Regions from separate parts of the Homo sapiens genome. Here region 2 is linked to region 1. The links are chromatin contacts, found by Hi-C or POLR2A ChIA-PET in ENCODE. All regions are on one chromosome and are shown on one strand. Each heading gives the region's core, a stretch centred on a gene start or an enhancer-like site at or near the end of the contact. The rest is flanking DNA. Distances are from core to core; before and after follow the strand shown. Region 1 holds the start of ZNF536 (zinc finger protein 536). Region 2 overlaps ZNF536 (zinc finger protein 536).

What was found. Hi-C counts contacts between places; a loop is a spot of excess contacts on that map. ChIA-PET counts read pairs that join two places held with the same protein, here RNA polymerase II (POLR2A). Pooled maps may share reads with other maps.
Region 2: a loop to region 1 is called in a map of posterior cingulate gyrus, with 4 times the contacts of the local background. The contact joins the enhancer-like site here to the promoter of ZNF536 in region 1. A Hi-C loop is called at or near these places in 3 of 168 maps with a recorded cell type or tissue (dorsolateral prefrontal cortex and posterior cingulate gyrus) and 2 of 50 pooled maps. POLR2A ChIA-PET finds 5 or more read pairs at or near these places in 2 of 52 experiments (H1 and HEK293).

The regions. Positions count from the first base shown.
Region 1 is chr19:30,370,324-30,374,075 of GRCh38, reverse strand. ZNF536 (zinc finger protein 536) reads right to left here and starts at 1,692. Exons shown (of 5, transcript NM_014717.3): 1 at 1,520-1,692. RefSeq lists an enhancer at 147-648.
Region 2 is chr19:30,448,130-30,451,881 of GRCh38, reverse strand. All of the region lies in intron 2 of ZNF536 (zinc finger protein 536), which reads right to left. Among named protein-coding and RNA genes, the nearest start is that of ZNF536, 78 kb to the right of the region's middle. Within about 2 kb of position 1,646, at least 9 of the 41 ENCODE cell types and tissues checked have a DNase peak (open chromatin) inside an H3K27ac peak, as active enhancers do; they include dorsolateral prefrontal cortex, where a contact is called at or near this core.

The DNA.
Region 1 (3,752 bases), core at 443-2,942:
TATCACCATTAAAAAATAATAATAATAAAGCTTCCATCCCATTGAAATACGCTCTATCGTTTCTATCTTTGCAAAGAGCGAATCGGGCATTATGTGGTGAATTGACTGCAGGCCCGGAAAACAGGCGGGCGGCGGGTGGGCTGCGGCCCTGGGGCTGGGGCCGGGCCGCGTGCACCTTGCTGAGGCCCACCTTGGCCCCGGCTCCCACTGCAGCTCAGGCCGCTCCTCCTCCGTGTGTGTAGATCATCCTGGAATTCTGGCACATCTTTCCTCGGCATCTGATTAAGTTAACAATGTGCTGCTATTTGCATGCAGATTTGCCGGGGCTTTCTCTCCAGCTGCTCCCAGAGACTTGGTCTTTCTCTGCGTTGTGATAGCACAGCAGTCCCTAAATGCAATCTTTGTCAGACCCAGGTGTGCTCTCATTGAGGACGCCTTCGTTCCAAGCAATTTTTCTTTCTGTAGCATTTATAAGGCTCTATTATAGTATAGCCACATCTGGAGGAAAATTCTCCTATTAATTATATACTTTTACCACTAGGAAGACACATTCTAAAAGATACCAACATTTTTGTTGTTGTTGTTCTTATTTCTTTGACAGGCTGCATTTTATTTTATTTTGTTTTGTTTTTCCAGGCATTTCAATATTTAAAGAGCCATTAACCAAGGGGTGGGGGGTGTGAATTTCTAGGAAAAAAAAAAGAACAACAGAACTAAAATCTCAGTGTCAGCCCTGCCTTACCTCACAGGGACAAGTCAGGGGAAAGGTGCCAACTGAGAACTCTCAGAAGACCTCCAGGCTGGACAAGGGATTCAGGATGAGGGCCTGGCCAGTGGGGAAGAGTTCCGTTCTACTGGAGTTTAAAAAAAGGTCGGGGGGAAGAAAAGCACAAGTGCTATTAACTTTTAACCTAGTCTTCTCCCAGGTGGACATTCAAGCATGTCACCAAATCGCCAGACAATTTGATTTCTCTAACGTCAAAAAGCAGAACCCAATTGGATCAGCATGGTGATCCCGATGCGGAGTTTTCTTTGTGTGGTATGGTAATTTTTCAATTAGGTTGGAGACAGATTAAAAGCAAAATTTGGAGCTCAGAATTCATGCTCATCTTTCAGAAAGAGACAAGAATCTTTGCCCAGGGAGTCTGAAAGTTACTTTAGAAGCAGGTGGGTTGTTTTGTTTGGTTGGTTGGTGTTTTTGCTTTGTTTTCAAATCTTTTGGTACAGTCAGATTAGATGGGGGGGGCGGGTGATGGAGAGAATTAATGTAGGAATTATAGGAAAAGTTTTAACCATCGGATGGTCCCTTTCTAAATTATAATAAATTTAAAGGGCTATAATTTTTTATTCAAAAATTATTTTGCAAAAGGGTGTGTACTTCGTGAACAAGAATCCATGCATGAGTATGTGCGTGTCTGCATGTGGGTGGGTGCATGTGTGGGTGTTCTATGCTGGGGAGACTGCACGCACACACACTTGCACACACTCACACACTCACACACAAAGAAAGCTGAATTACCTTGAGAACAGGGAAAATGGAAATGGAACCATTTTCACTTTTCAAGACAAACTTCATCAGGTAAAAATCCAAGCAAGGTTTTGGTCACTTGAGTCCAGATCCTATGATGACAACGTGGAAACTCTCTTCTCCAGACTCACCTCCCCTGTTCCAAAGCTGGCCTCAGCAAAATCCCAGGGCCGTGTCCCGGCAGTACCAGGGGCGGCTCCCAGCAGGCCACGTGTGAGCAGCAAAATCACACAAGAGAGGCCTTTCTGAGTCCTGCCTCTGAAGGCTGGAGTCACTGCTCCCAGCTACTAACTGCCTCTGCTCACTGGTGCTAACCCCTTTCCCTCAAAATGACCAATTGTTTTCACTCTCTCTGTACAGAGGCCAGAAAGGCCCTGCAATTAGGGCCCATCTTTGGACCATGCCTCAGCCTCAGTTTTGTCAGCTCTGAAATGGGAAGAGCCAATCCCATCCTAAGTACATGCATGAAAGACTGTCAACCCAGTTCTAAATAGAAATGATAAATAAGGGTAAATTTTACTCTGATTCTTTTTTCTTAGGTCTCATTTCCTCCAAGCCTTGGTGCTGAAATTAACTGCCCTTCTTTTACCTTACGAAAACAAGCAGCGGATTCTAGTTTCATGACACTTAAGGAAGAATCTATGCAAAAAGGTGGCAGATATTAAATGCATAGATTCTTCAATGTATATATATTCTCTCTTTATATATATACACACACACATATATATGCATATATATATATATATTCTCTATATATGCATTTAAACATATAATGCAAAAAGAAATAATTTATTTTCTAATTTGACTCTTTTGGGGCCGCTGCCTTTTCCATCTCCTGCTGGCTGGCAATGCCCCCTCCTTTCCCCTACAGATATCCAGATACCCTCCTGCAAAAATACAGCAGGGAGGCAGATGCAGTGATACTAGATTACATCACTGGATAGCATGTGGCATTGAGGGGAGAGAAAAAAAAAACAAAAAAAAAAAAACAAGAAAAGACAAATGACATTTTGCTGCTATGGTGTGCTATTTTAGTGGTGATGGCTTGACTTTTGGCCCAAACGCATATGCCAATGGCAAGGCTAACTCCAGGGACTCACAAAAAAGAATGTGTGTTCACAGCTGTACTGTACACCAATACAGATTACATGTTTTCAGTGTTGCGGCCACAACAGAATGCTAATTAACATACTGGAGTGATGAGAGCGGCTGCAAAGGCCTTATTGTTCCATTATTTCATGAAGCCCAGCTGCCTTTGTTTATGTCACTTATCCTCTCGTGCCACAGGTTTTTACTCCAAAAATACTATCCCAATACAGCGTTAATATTTAAAAAACAAAGAGGTGGCAGATTGTCATTTTTGTGTCAGTCTCAAACTGCAGAACTGTTAAGCTGTTCTGGTTCGGTATTTAGAAATAATTTAACAGCCATATTCAGACACTGCCTGCATTCTAACATAATGGCTGAATACTTGAACCAAGCAAATGCATAACTATCCTGACATCACTTATGAGATTTAGATTGGTCAGTTAATGGAAGTCTTTACCACAATCAATACCATAACAGCTTCTTGAAATGAACGTGATTTTTTACACGGAGTGCTGCAAACAATAACTACAGAAACATACTACCTTTGTACCCAGCACAAAGAAGCTAAAATGCAAAATTAAGAAGCAATTACGTTTTTGCAAACTAATATTACAGTTGATTATTAAAAACAAACACTTCCAAAAATACGTACTTATCATTTAATAATTGGAGGGCATTAATATCCCCCGTACCTGATTAATCATTTTTTTACACTTTTTAATAGCTGTTTCACCTACTGGCTACATTATCAGCTTGCTGTTAAGTATTGATATTGATGATTGATGTAATAATGATTAAATAAAAAGCCATATTTAGAGCTTGATTTTTATAACATTCTTTGTCATAATCTTCATTCAAGAGAACACTGTCTGCTGTTTAAATTAGTTTTTTTCCCCTCTGTTTTGCCTGGATTGTGCATAAAAGTGACATTCTATAAAATACAGGTTTCCTCAAATAGTGTTCCGCCAGCAATCCATACATTCTACAGTAATTTGCAATCATGGTCAGGGGAGGTTGTTGGCTCAAGTTCAAAATGTTTATGGCGCATTGGTTCCCCAAAGAACAAAAACACCCTGGGGTTTTAGTTCAAATTTCCCTAAATGCACCTTTATTGACATCAGGTACAATAGTTGGG
Region 2 (3,752 bases), core at 397-2,896, 78 kb before region 1:
ATTAAATTTAGGTTTAAATGAACTGTTCCGTCCCTTGCGCTAACATGCATAGGGAGGAGAGCTTCATGGAGCTCCTCAGAAGCTCCGTGGGCAGGAGTGTTGGAAACAGAAGGGCAGCCCAGGCAACAGCGGTGTCCATCCCACAGATGGGCCAAGTGAGGCCGCCAGAGAAACACATTTGAGTGACTCCGCGGCCTCGAATCTAATCCCTCACAAGCAAAACCATGTCCTGCCTGTTAAGTGCTGGAGCAGAGAGGGTGCTCTGCCTCTGCAATTTTATGCCACACATCTCTGATGTTACACTCCTAGTCTGAAGACTTTCAGAGCCTGTGCAAGTACCCTCTTTCTGAAATGCCAAGTGACGGTGGACTGGCATCAAGCAGCCCCGGAGAAGCGGGATTTATGGCTCCATGTAAAGGGGTCAGAAAGATGGTAAAAGCCCCGAAGTGTTACTGATTGTTCCCAAATCATCGCTCCTAAGCACGAGATGATACAAGTCTACCAAGTGAATGGGAAGTTTATAAAAAGAAACTGCTGGTAGGCATCCGGCTCCGGGGAAGGAGGAGGATGATGTGACAGCCGCACATGAACCAGCATCTGAGAGCAACGGCGATCCCGGCACGAGCAGGGCGTCCCAAGTGGACAGACCACCCTTGGGCCCCAGCGGAAAGGTGGCCGCCAGGGGAAGACACGGGGGCCTCTGACCCTGTGCCCCATCTGACATTCCCCAGGAGCCACCTGACCAGCCGGCTTATTCGCCTAGGCGGGCGGCCACCTCAGCTCTCGGCTCTCAGCTCAGGGGACGGGCCTTGGCCGGCGTCCGCCTGGGCACAGCTTCGGCACACACGAGCCGATCCTCCGTAAATCTCCGCAAACACGGCGGCCGCCTGCACACGCTTCCACGGCAGAGACCGAAGGGCTGCATATGGCGCTCGGCTTTCACAGCTGAGCTTTAAAAAAAGTGCAGCTTTTCATCTCACTGAACCAGTTCCCAAATTAGGAGGTGGGGAAGGAAGGCTGGAGTTGGGGTGGGCTGGGGGCAGAAAAATAAGGAAGCAGGGGACAGGGGGAGGCGTAGGGGGAACCTTTAAGGCTAAATGTGATTTTAAAAGGAATCTCAGACTATGATCTGTTCATAAGGTCCCTCTGGAAAATTAAATAATGTTGCCTATTTGTCATCCCCAAATTGACTAATTTCAAGTTCCTAATATCATTTTTAAAATGATTTTTTAAATATATAACAATGAAGGAGGCTATCTAAGAGGGCATCACTCACATGCTTGAGCCTGGGCTAAAAAAATTTTTAAGCATTATTTATAAATGGGATTATTGTTTTCCAAAGTTCTCCTCCACAAAGAGATTAGCTGCCACCATGCCCAGGGGGGTCTCCCCAAGTCCTTTTTAATTCCCTGCCTAGAGGTGGAAGGTGGTTGGACTGGAACAGGAGGAAGAAGCCTGCTCCGGCAGTTTTCCTGGAATTGCCTGGAAACTTTTACTTTCTGTTTCCTCTGCTGATAATGACTGTCTTCGGCTCTGCAGCCAGCTCCCCTCTCCCCCCCTCCAGCCCCCTGTTGCTGCAGCCTCCCCGAGCTCCGGTATAAAGTTTGGCTTTTGCAGCAGGAAGCAGCTGGGCCAAGCAACCAGCGAATGATAATGACCTCAGAAATCTGCTGTTCGCTCGGCAACAATAGGGTGCTCAGTCTACTGGAAAATTGTGTTCATCAGCTAACTCTGCTCAGTTACTAATTGACATTGCCAAATATTTTAAGAACAATTGGAATGCACAAGCAAAAAAAAAAAAAAAAATGAAGATCTTAATCCTCAAACTCAAATTTTTTTTCTTTTTCTTTTTCTTTTTCTTCTTTTGGGTGCCTGGATTTGTTTGTGTGTGGAGCAGGCACCGGTTATCGTGAACGGGGGCAGGGAGGGGGAGCCACATGAGAAAAAGAGGTGGAAAAGAAAGAAAATCTATCATATCACTATACACCCCATGTAAATGCGAAAGCGCCCCAGATAAAGGCCTTTGATGCTGTGGTCAATGGGATGGAGACCCAGCATTTCAGGAATGCAGCTCTAACAACAAAAGAAGACCTCGCAAGGCTTTTAGCCCAGCTGACCAAATAATCCTTGTCCATCTCAAAATATTATACCAGAAGTAGTAGGGGTTAACGATATTTTCATCTTCGCATCTCTCCCTGGCTTTCCATTGATCCTGTAACTTAGCCGACTTTATTTAATGAACAGAGGGTCAATGCATTCAATTACCCCCTTCCCACCATCAACACTTCAATTATCCCCACTCCAAAATTATGTGGAATTCAGAAGGTAACTGCCCTGTTGGATATAATGAACAGTATCATTTCTTAGTACATTAAGTTTTAATTATTCTGAGTGTGATTTCCAAAGCAAAATCTGAAGAAACAGAACTTTGGTTGTGTTCTGACTCAGAGCAAAGCGAGGATTCGAGCTCAGCCCTAGAGGAGGTTTTAGAGAAAGATGCAAAGATTAATGCCATAAGAGTGTTTGCATGCAAGCCAGAAATGAGGAGGCATCGAAACAGCCACCCCGCTTTCTAAATGCCATAAAAGTAAAATTAATAAGCTGCTGCTTTCCAAACAGTTTCTCTTTGCATTGTACACGGAGGCTACATTGAATGACATTGACCACGGTGTGAAATTACTGGTAAGTCAAATAAACAACAACAAAACAAAAATAAAACAAAGGGGGAAGATGGGGAAGTGATCTGTGTGACTAGTTTTGTCCATTTTCTGTTAGAAAATATGACCTCTCAATTTGTCAGAGGTCCTAGTTTTCGCAGTTGATCTTAAGCTTGGTTCTCAGCAGTTTGGAGAGCCAAAGAACAAACACATTTTCTGGTTCACTGGAATCATTTTCACATGTTCACTGATTCAAACATTCTTTTGCTCACATAACAAACAGCTGCATCCCACATTAGCCTAGCCAGTGACAGTCGCCCATCTCGGCAATAACTGTTTGATTGCAAACTTGACCCCTTCTTCATCTCGGTCTGAGCAAGACATTTTTAAACAGCCACTCCGTTCCCAATCCTTCTTTGCAAAGAATTACATCAGATAACAAAGGACGTCTCTGCCACTCATTGTAAGCCTTCTTCTAGAGATCTGTTCTAAGAGGCTCTGTAAAAAGGTTTTTTATGATGAATTCAGAACTACTATCATGTTAAGAGCAGCGATTTATAAAGAAGAATTCATTGGTTAAGATCTGAAAAAATAGTTTCTCAGGCCCTACTGACCCAGTTTTCAACAAAAAAAAGAATCAAGTGATGCAAATTAAGTTTTGCGACATTGTTATGCAGTCTGAGAAATTTGTAAAACCGTGTTTTGCAGTTATTTCTTAATAGAAGCCTTAATAAGTACTTCTTTCTTTACTTAAGGGCTTAAAGATTTTTTCTCTCTCTCTCCTTCACCTTGCAGGTTTCTCTTTAACAGGTAATAATAAAATACCCATTGTATCCAGATTTTTATTTAAATGCTTATTTTAATCGCACTTCTATACAAGTCAAACTTGTTGGAAATAAGAGGGAGGACTAACCAGATTTGGTTAAGAGTCCTAAATCCCAGGGAAACCTGAATGCCCCAGACGCACAGCTGATTCGGGTTGTATATTGGTATGCCCTCAATTCTCCTACTTAGTCAGAAAATTATGAAAGGGTCTAATTTGAATATGAAGAAAACAAAGAAGTCAACCAGAAATGAAAGAATCAGTATTCACAA